Regions from separate parts of the Homo sapiens genome. Here region 1 is linked to region 2. A link is a contact called in ENCODE Hi-C or POLR2A ChIA-PET data. All regions are on one chromosome and are shown on one strand. The core of a region is the stretch at or near the end of the contact, and the rest is flanking DNA. Distances in the headings are between cores, read along the strand shown. Region 1 overlaps SLC38A4-AS1 (SLC38A4 antisense RNA 1). Region 2 overlaps SLC38A1 (solute carrier family 38 member 1).

Region 1 (4,949 bases), core at 2,255-4,754, 330 kb before region 2:
TAGGTTGCAAGTTATGAAACTATTGCAGGGGGAAAGAAAGGAAAACTACTAACAAGGGAAATAAGGTGGCATTTCCTCATTCTCCAAATCCTTTGTCATCTTACCGGAAACAAACCCAAACTGGGGCTCAGAAGACTGGAGGCTCCTCCTCAAGCCTGCCTCTCTGCTAAGTTAATGAGCCGCTTTTAACCTCTGTCAGTCTTCTACTTTCTTAATAGAAATATTAAGAGTATGAATAACCCTATTAAGTACAGGTGAACTTATTAAAAGACTATTACATAAAAACATTGACTTGCAAAGGATCATTTTTATTACTAAGCCATGTATGTATTCATTCATTCATTTGACAATTATGTTTGAATGCCTACTATATATCAGAGAATGGGTGCTGGAATTTAATAATGACCGAAGCACAGTCCCTATCCTTGTGGAATTTAAAGTCTAAAAATGAAGACAAGGGTTGATTGAATAATCACAAAACAGAAAATTACAAACTGATACGTATAGAATTACAACACATAATTATTATGATCCGGAAAATACTGTATTTTCACTATTGAATGCTTTTGTTTCTTCTCTAATTTGTATATCAGTTCATTTTAATCATCGAGGGATTCCTGAAAAATACTTTTCCAGTATAGCATGCTATTTGTAAGTTGAGGCTTTTAGATAATGATTAGAATTGAGATTTCCAGATGAAACTGAGTCCTCATTTAGTGAAACAGAGGAAATGTTGGTACAAATTTAAAACCAGAAGATAGGAAGACAAGACCTAAAGGACTTTTCCTAGAAGAACATGGGACATATTTACAGGAAAACCGTCTTTCAGTCTTTTTAATATAAAGATCCTACATCTAACCTGAAGGACATAGCATTAAATGAAATTAGCCAGGAAGAGAAATACAAATACTGCATAACCTCACTTATATTTGGAATATAAAATAGTCAAACATAGAAGCAGAGAGTAGAATGGTGGTTACCAGGGGCTGGAGGCAGGAGTGAGGGGAAGATTCAGGAGATGTTAGTCAAAAGATACAAAATTTCAGTTAGACAGGAAAAACAAGTTCCAGAGCTCTATTCTACAACATGGTGATGATAGTTAATAACAAAATATTGTACCCTTGAGAGAGATTTTGTGTTCCCACCACAGAAAACAAAGGATACGTAGGTGAGGTAATATATACATTATATATTTAGCTCAATATAGCCTTCCCACAATGTATACATATCCCAAAACATCATGTTATACACCATAAATATATACCACTTTTATTCATCAATTAAATAAATAATCCTATATCTGTGGTGATAGTAACAGCTTACCCATTACATACGCCAAGGTAATGTTCTAAGCACTTTATAAATATTAACTTGTGTAATCATTCTAATAACCCTCTGAGATAGGTAGTGTTAGTGGTAGTGAAATTATCGCCATGTTACAGATGAGGAAATTGAGGTACACAGGGATTACACACAGCCAGGTCCTGGAGCAGATCCTGGATGCAAACCCAGTCTGTGCTCTTATCCACCATGTTCTATGGCCTCTTATTCGTACCATTGTTCTGCTGAAACATGTCAAAAATTATGGTTTTTTGGTTCAATGATCTAGAGAGCATGTTGAAAATATATCTCTACCCCTTTTCATATTCTAAGAATAAATTCTACTTGATAATTCCTGGTGGGAGTGATATTCAAAACAAAGCAAAACAAAACCTTCAATTCTTTTCAATCAGAAATTTAGTCTACTTGGATTTAAAACAAAAAGAGATGATTTCATAACTACTTTTCAAAAACAAGAGGCTCAGTTCCTCATGCTTTAGCAAAATGCTTCTTTATTATTGCAGAGTACATTGCACATAGGTTTGATAGACATTCTACTGTGAAGGAAATGATTCTCCTAAAATTTGGTACAGCACTATGTGAAATGGTGCCCTTAGTCTAAAGTTTAGGATATAAATTAATGTGGAAAAATCAGACCTGAACTGGCCCTGCTCTATCTCCATGTCATTTTGGAGCTAGAAATGCATCTACAGAAGGTGTGTTGATGACTAAACCCTTGTCATCTCAAATCATGCTGCTTCCTAGGTTTCAATCATTCCAGAAGATTTCAAGAAAGGAAGAAAAAGCAACAAAGCAAAAGAGACACCAATTTAGTCTGAAGAATGCCTTTTGACTTTTTTAACAGTAGTGAGATTCTTTTTGATCCCAAAGTGCTGGGATTACAGGCGTGAGCCACCACGCCCAGCCTGACACACTCCTTTTGATGAAGGCGAAGCTGTTTGTCCAAGTGTTTGTTTGTTTGTTTGGTTGGTTGGTTGGTTTCTTTTTAGAGTTAAGGTACTGAGGTTAGAGCAAAAGACTCAGCTTTACTCAGCTGAAAAGGGGATAGGGATGATGTAGGAATTAAAAGGATACCAAAGCTACTTCTATTTTGTCAACGTATAACTAGGTTTAAAGGGCTTAGAGCACAGAAACCTAGTGACTAGGTTTCAATTTGAAGAGAAAAATTATTTAGAATGAAATGCAGTCAGCCACTGCATTGAACGATTGACAGTCCACTGAGGGAGACCTCCATCTTTTAACAGAAGACCTAGGAAGTGATACAAAATTTAAAAAAAGTTCCCATCTTTAGAGGAGCTTATCAATTGTCTGGGAACTGCCCATGAAATCGTCACAAAAATTTTCAAAGCAGTAAACCATAAAAAACAAGTGCATATGGCTTAATTAAACTTGGTAACGAATCACAGCCAGTATTTGTCAAATGTCAGGTACTGTATGATGTGCTTTACATACATTTCATCCCCGTTTCACGGGTGAACAAATTGATGCTCCAAGGGGCTTATGTACCTTGCCCAAGGTTACACATATGCTGGCTACAAATTCTACTCTCTCCCTCTCTCTACTATCACTCACTACCCATAAAAAATGTACTATCATTACTAAAAATGAAGGTAGTATAGTGGTGTGGAAAGTTACAAAATATTGTTAAATGACAAAAATCATACAAGTTGTATACATCACAACCATGAAAAGTTTATATGCAGGTAGGAGAGACTTGGAAGGAAACAGAGAAGTTCAAGAAGTTGTGTTAGGGTGGTAGGATTATGGAGGACACTTAGAAAGTTCTTTTATCTTGTTGCAAAATTAGGTAAAGTGTATTTAAATTAGATAGAAAGGTGTTGAAATCCATCAGGGAAGACTTCCTGGATAAAGGCACTTTTCATCACCGTTTCAGAAGGAAGGAGGGTTTCATGCTGGCCTTGAGGAGAAAGAAGTCATCAGAGCAGTGACAAGACAGTTAATTCAGCATTTCAAAGTATGCACAATAGTCACCTCCTTATTCTCAGTTTCAGTTACCCAGGATCAACTGCAGTGTGAAAATAGTAAATGGAAAATGTATAAACAATTCATAAGTTTTAAATTGCACGCCATTCTGAGTAGTGTGATGAAATCTTGTGTCATCCCATTCCACCCCTCCCAGGAAATGAATCATCCCTTTGTCCAGTACGCTGGTGCTGTACGGTACGTATGTACAGGAAAAAGCATAGCATATATAGGGTTCGGTACTAACTGCAGTTTCGGGCATCCACTGGGGGCCTTGGAACATATCTTCATGGTACCAGAGAAATTCATGTTAAACAAGTCTGCCATAACACAAAGATAGTTGTCAGGAAGGGTAAGCTGAGATGTCTGAATTTTACAAGTTAGAAAATGAGGAGTAACATGATGAAAGGATGTGAGAAAGTTTATTCTAACTGCTGTGTGGAGGATGGTTGAGAGGAAAGAGAGAACAGAACAGGGAGACCACAAGAAGACAGTGAAATGACAATGAGAAAGACATTTGGATGTGGTGTGAGCTGAGCATTGGAGCACAGCTATCTCAACTACCCCACAAATAGTCTCAGATAAATGCACCCACTGCTCAAAATTCCCACCCCCCACCTCCTTTTTTTTTTCTTCTTCTTTTTTTTTTTTCGAGATAGAGCCTCACACTGTCACCCGGGCTGGAGTGCAATGGTGCGATCTCGGCTCACCGCAACCTCTGCCTCCTGGGTTCAAGCGATTCTCCTGCCTCAGCCTCCCAAGTAACTGGGATTACAGGCACACACCACAACACCCGGCTAATTTTGTGTATTTTTAGTAGAGATGGGTTTTCACTATGTTGGCCAGACTGGTCTCGAACTCCTGACCTCGTGATCTGCCCAGCTTGGGCTCCCTAAGTGCTGGGATTACAGGCGTGAGCCACCGTACCCGGCCAAAATTCCCCTTCTTTAAAGTGAGGGTAGGGAACCTACAACCTTGGTAATCCCATGAGACTGTTACCACATTACACCAAGGTTGTCATAGGCATAAAGCTCTACAGGTACACAAATAATATGAAGAGAGAATACTCAAAGTATTTAAGTGTTGCCTTCCCTCTGCTCTTGAGGAACCCAGGAAGATTTTGAATGAGTCTTATATGAGTGGGTATGCATGCCACACCTATTAAACAGACAAACAATATAGTTAAAGTGAAATGCTCTGACTTGCATTTCATCAGTCATCAGCAGATAGAGCAGAGCTATAAGTTTGTCTACCTAGGATGGTGGGCAAATTGTTAAGAGGTAAATATATAAAAAACAGCTGCTATTTTAGAACCACACAACATAAGGGCTTTGCACATTCCCTTTTGTGTGACTTCAGACCATGGAATAAGCACATACTTTAGGAAGACGTGCTCTTGTTCTAATTATGGAAATGACTGAACTGATCAAATTACTGGCAGCATATCCTGCGTTACACCAAAGAAACAATTCCAACAAAGGGCTTTGATTTGATGATTGAAAATTGCCAGCCATTTCTGTGGGACTTTGAAGAAACGGAAAGCTCAACTGATGAGAAAAGCATAAACAAGGGCAGTGGAAGGTCGTTTAGCCTTTATTACCACTGTGGTGGTGGTTGTTTTAGCT
Region 2 (5,168 bases), core at 2,268-4,767:
TCCCCGAATGCTCTGGGAGACTGATTTGAGTAATAATAAAACTCCGGTCTCCCACACAGCTGACTCTGCATGACTTACTCTTTCTCCATTGCAATTCCCCTGTCTCAATAAAGTGGTTCTGTCTAGGCAGCAGGCAAGGTGAACCCATTGGGCGACTACAAAACTAAAATTAACGGAGGCTAAGCAACTTGCCCAAGATGACTGACATCTGTGGGGAGGAGAGCAACAAGTCCATTGGGTGCTCCTCTTAAACCGCCTATTTCTCCTTAAATGTGTCTTGTTACCACAAAAACAGAATGGGAAAATATGAATGAAGCCCCCAATCCACCTTTCTACCGGAACAAAAGTCCCAAATACCCACCGAGAACAGCATATTCCTTTACTTCAACAGTCACATGGGATTTTTCTGTCACTCAAGAGTTAACATCTTTAGAATATGATAAAGAGTAGGGATCTAGGTTTGAGGAGAAGGGAAACGACTTGTCCTTGTGGAGTGGGAAAAGAGGAACGAGGACACATCAAGAGTGTCAAGAGTTATAAATGGAGTGCCCACAAAACCCACAGCCCTCTACCCACTATAGGTTAAAAACAGGAAGTGGTAGTGGTACATGGCGCTCTTTCTCACTGGTACAACATCCTCATTTAAGCTCAGACCTCCCTTTAACTTTTTTACAAAGAACCAACTAAACTAAAATTCTATTTTTACTGGGATACTTCTTTTAGATTCCTCTTTCTTTTGAGGATTATATTAGATACTATTTGAATTGGCCATCAGCAATGCATATTTATTTTTCTAGACAAAACAAAATACCTAACTGACAGTGAGGCTAGTTTAAGAAAAGCTTTGCACCACAGAGCTTAGATTTACCTACAAGGAAAGAAATGGAAAGAACGGTACAAATAATTGCTCTCCACCTGTTTCCTGCCTGGCCTTTTAAAACCACCCGTTTAATTCCCTAATCTAATTTGTAAGCATTATACATGATCACATGCTACAAGGTCACCGTGTGCTGGTCTTCTGACCCTCAGAATTTTGAAATTTGATCAGAATTTAGTGACTAAGAAGTCCACTTTAGGACTGAATAATTATGTTTCTACTCCTTTCTGTAAGTATTTTGTGAGCTCCTTAATCAAACAGGGATTCTATTAATGAGCTTAAGACTTAAACAAATGCAACTCTCCCCTAAAAAGGGGTTAAAATAATAATACTGTCACTTGAAAAGTTCTTTATATTTTTATTGTAAAACTAAGATAACCATTAAACCATTTTGAAAATGCATAAAATAAATGAAATAAAGTATAAAGAAAACACGCAAAGTCTCTCTGTTCGGAGTGTTCAGGCTCACCTTAGACAAGCTCCATTAACATTTCAATGTATTTCATTCTAAGATTTTTGTTTGGTCTTATTTTTTACAGTGTTATTCCACTCTGGATGTTTGACTTTGATAGACAATGCAACGTGATGGGTAGGGACTTTGGAGTCATACTACCAGGGTTTGAGTGCTCTGACACTAGCTGTGTGACCTTAGACAAAATACTTAACCTCCTTGTTACCTTATTTACCTTATCTGTAAAATAAGGATAGTAATAGTACTACTCATAAGTGAAGTATTTTAAAAAGTGCTTAGAAAGGGCCTGATATATAATGAATACCCCAACATTTGGTACTATTAATGATCAGTAAAGTGTTTTATTAATTATATTGAATCCCTTAAGGTAAATTAAAGAGCTTGACAAAACCCATTTTCATATAAAAGATCATTTTGAATTTTTCAAAATATTTAACATTTTCATATGAATTTAGGGACTCAGAACACCTTGTCCCTGTCTCTTTGCTTTTGGGCCTGCCTCTTTCCATCTGAGCTCTCATTAAACAAAGGATTTTTTTTTTTTGAAACGGCATCTCACTCTGTCACCCAGGCTGCAGTGCAGTGACATGATCTCAGCTCACTGCAACCTCCGCCTCCCGGGTTCAAGCAATTCTCCTGCCTCAGCCTCCCGAGTAGCTGGGACCACAGGCATACGCCGCTATGCCCAGGTCATTTTTTGTATTTTAGTAGATAACGTAGATACGGGGTTTCACCATGTTATCCAGGCTGGTCGCGAACTCCTGAGCTCAGGCAATCTGCCCACCTCTGCCTCCCAAAGTGCTGGGATTACAGGTGTGAGCCACCGCGCCTGGCCAGGATTCTTCTTCTGTGTCTCTTTCCTCACCACTTAAGTCTTCCATTGGCATTGCTTCCCTAGGCCAGAAACCACTATTCCTGTCCTCGAGCCTCACTGAGAGCCTCTGGTCCCTCACTTAAACCTTCTACTCATGCCCTACTTCCTGTTTCCACTGGCTGGCTGTCACACTTGCCTGGAAAACCCCTGAAGCTGTGCTTTCCAACCACACAGACACGGCGACACTAAGTTCTTGGTCTGCATTCTCAGTTGGGTCCTCCCCACAGTCCAGCCCCTCCATCATTTTCAGCTAGTGTTCTAGTCTCTTCAACAATGTTTTCAAATCTTTATACAGGTATTTCCCCTAGAATAATTGGGGGTGGGGATGGAGAAGCAGGGAGAGTTGGTGGAGATGAAAGATGAATGGGAAAGTGCAAGGTGAAGATGCAGGAGGGTTGAGACCCTTGAGAAAGGTAGACTAGAAGTAAGAGGTAGAAGAGGGTGAGGGAGAGGCCAGCAATAGCAGAAAGGAGTGGAGAAAGATAGGCTAGCCCAGAACCGATGCATTTCCTATGGTTTGTCTAAGTTCCTTGTCCTGGATTTTAAATTTTTCTTGTAAATACTCTGCCTCAACAAGCAGTATGTCTGTAAGTTTTGGAGTGAGGGCTGTGGGTTATTAGGAGACAGTGATAGATCAAAGGAGGACTAGTAATAAAGACCACTTTTACCCCAGCTCAAGGAGTTTTTATATGTACTAGCCTGCTTGTTTAATTGAGGATAGTAAAAGTTTTATACTTCTAACTGGATCTAGAAGAGGAAGAATTACATAGTTTAGTAAGCCTCAGATCCCTTTTGGAAGGAGTGAAACATGGGGGAGGGGAGGTTGAAAATAGAATTTAAATATATGTCCTGCTGAAGTAAATAATGCTTGAGGTGGGCAGATCACCTGAGGTCAGGAGTTTGAGATCAGCCTGGCCAATATGGTGAAACCCGTCTCTACTAAAAAATACAAAAATTAGCTGGGTGTGGTGGCATGCACCTGTAATCCCAGCTACTCAGGAGAGGCAGGAGAATCACTTGAACCTGGGAGGCAGAGGTTGCAGTGAGCCAAGATTGTGCCACTGCACTCCAGCCTGGGTGACAGAGCAAGACTCTGTCTCAAGAAAAAAAAAAGTAATGCTTGAGGAAGTCAACCAAAGGAAGCAGATGAGATCTTACTTTTCACACTGGAAGCTAGTCAGCATCCCACAGCAATGAGAATGATTCAGTTGTAAGTGCTTTTCGTCACTGTCACCTTACTTGGGTAGCCGTGGGGTCTGTGTTTACAGGTAACTGAGCTGCAGTGTTGGCACAGCACCTCACCACAGACAGTGTGGCGGGTGATGCACAGCACAGTGTGGTGAGAAACAGAAAGAACTGGAATGTATACACCACAAGGCCAGAGCTTAGGGCTTTCAGTTTTGCTGCTTCCAGGGAGGTCAGTGGACCAGTAGCAGCAGCAGCATCTGGCAACTTGTTAGAAATGCTGAATCTCAGGTCCCGACCCATCCATTTTAACAAGATCCTAATTTGCACACACGTTAAAGTTTGAGAATAGCTGCTTTCAACTTTGCAAGGGAGAGTCATGCTAGGGAGGGCTGGCAACGGTTCTCTCTTTTTTTGGGAGGAATGGGTCCTGGAGAAGTTGAAAGCACTCAGCTGCAAGGCAGCCCCAAACACCCCCATCTGAGCTATTTCTGGATCTGATGCAGTGACGGCTGCTTTACCTCCACCCCTACCAAAGGTTCTGATGCTGTGTTGGGAGGATGTCATATGATTTGTTGCTGTGTAGCTAGGCTTTTAAAATATAGTCTTATCTCCCTTAAAGTGTCCTGAGGTTGGTTTTTGTTTGTTGGTTGTTTTTTTGTTTGTTTGTTTTGGGGTATACTTTATATACAATAAAATTCTCCAATTTAAAGGGTGAGGTTTGTTAAATTTACCCAAATACAGTTGTGAAATCACCACCACAATCATGGTATAGAACATTTCAATCACATTAAATGTTTTGGTTTTATTTGTTGTCACAGCTTTCCACTTTATTAGCATATGGTACTTTTAAATATGAAAATAATAACATTATTCATATAATCTTTGGGTAAATTATGGAAGACCAAATAATTACAATTCTGTTAATATGATTCAAAACATTGACAAATAACGTTTTTCAAATCGATGTTTAGATGTTCGTTGTTTAAAAGATGAGTCAAAATTTTCTTGCAGCAAAAAGAGTAAATATATCTAGGACCACTGTGACAAATCTTTTTCATTTTTTCTTTTTTTGCTCATGCCACTTTGTCTAAGATACTCTCAGGAATCTGTTTAAAAATCATGGAAAGCAAGAGTATCCCCAGAGGATTAGAAATAGGCTAATTTAATCCCAACTTTCAAAAATGGCAAAAAGTAGATGCCAAGGAATAGTGTAGAGAAAATTATTAAACAGCTTGTTTATGTGCAATGACTGCAGAAAAGATTACTCTGTAGAAACCAACAAAGTTTTTCTAAATAGTCACTAAACTAATATCATCTTTTGAGATACAGTGAGCTAAGTAGATCATGGGACTATCTTCATAGAGGGAGTCTTGATTTTAGTTAAGATATTTGGCATAGTCTCACATAACTTGCCAATGAGGTTCTAATGTTTCTAAATTCACTGATTCTCAGCGAAGACTCTGTTATGTGTGTGTTTGATGTTGAAGGTAAATAGGTAAATAGTTGAATTAAACTGTCGTTGTCTGTCTTACAGTCTAGTGATGGAGACACATAATAAAGCAATAAAATAAAAAGATTACTCTGGCTGCTGGGTGGAAGACGGATGTGAGGAGACAAGATGATCACAGTTATCCAGAAATTAAGGACGATGGCTCACACTAGAGTGGAGATGGGAACAAAATGCCTATGGATTTGGGATAAATTTTGGAGATAGAAATGATAGGGCACTTGCCAATGAACTAGATATAAAGGATGAG

The links. A loop is a pair of places that touch in the nucleus more often than their neighbours do. ChIA-PET counts read pairs that join two places held with the same protein, here RNA polymerase II (POLR2A). Pooled maps may share reads with other maps.
Region 1: a pooled map shows a loop between it and region 2 (8-fold over the local background). The contact joins two enhancer-like sites. A Hi-C loop is called at or near these places in 1 of 168 maps with a recorded cell type or tissue (heart left ventricle), 1 of 37 single-sample maps with no recorded cell type and 8 of 50 pooled maps. POLR2A ChIA-PET finds 5 or more read pairs at or near these places in 3 of 52 experiments (PC-9, activated T-cell and activated naive CD4-positive, alpha-beta T cell).

What each region holds. Positions count from the first base shown.
Region 1 is chr12:46,548,511-46,553,459 of GRCh38, reverse strand. The region is part of intron 3 of SLC38A4-AS1 (SLC38A4 antisense RNA 1); the gene reads right to left. Among named protein-coding and RNA genes, the nearest start is that of SLC38A4-AS1, 170 kb to the right of the region's middle. RefSeq lists an enhancer at 3,346-3,495. Within about 2 kb of position 3,504, at least 7 of the 41 ENCODE cell types and tissues checked have a DNase peak (open chromatin) inside an H3K27ac peak, as active enhancers do.
Region 2 is chr12:46,213,585-46,218,752 of GRCh38, reverse strand. All of the region lies in intron 5 of SLC38A1 (solute carrier family 38 member 1), which reads left to right. Among named protein-coding and RNA genes, the nearest start is that of SLC38A1, 53 kb to the left of the region's middle. RefSeq lists enhancers at 2,183-2,242, 2,413-2,742, 3,304-3,363. Within about 2 kb of position 3,517, at least 13 of the 41 ENCODE cell types and tissues checked have a DNase peak (open chromatin) inside an H3K27ac peak, as active enhancers do.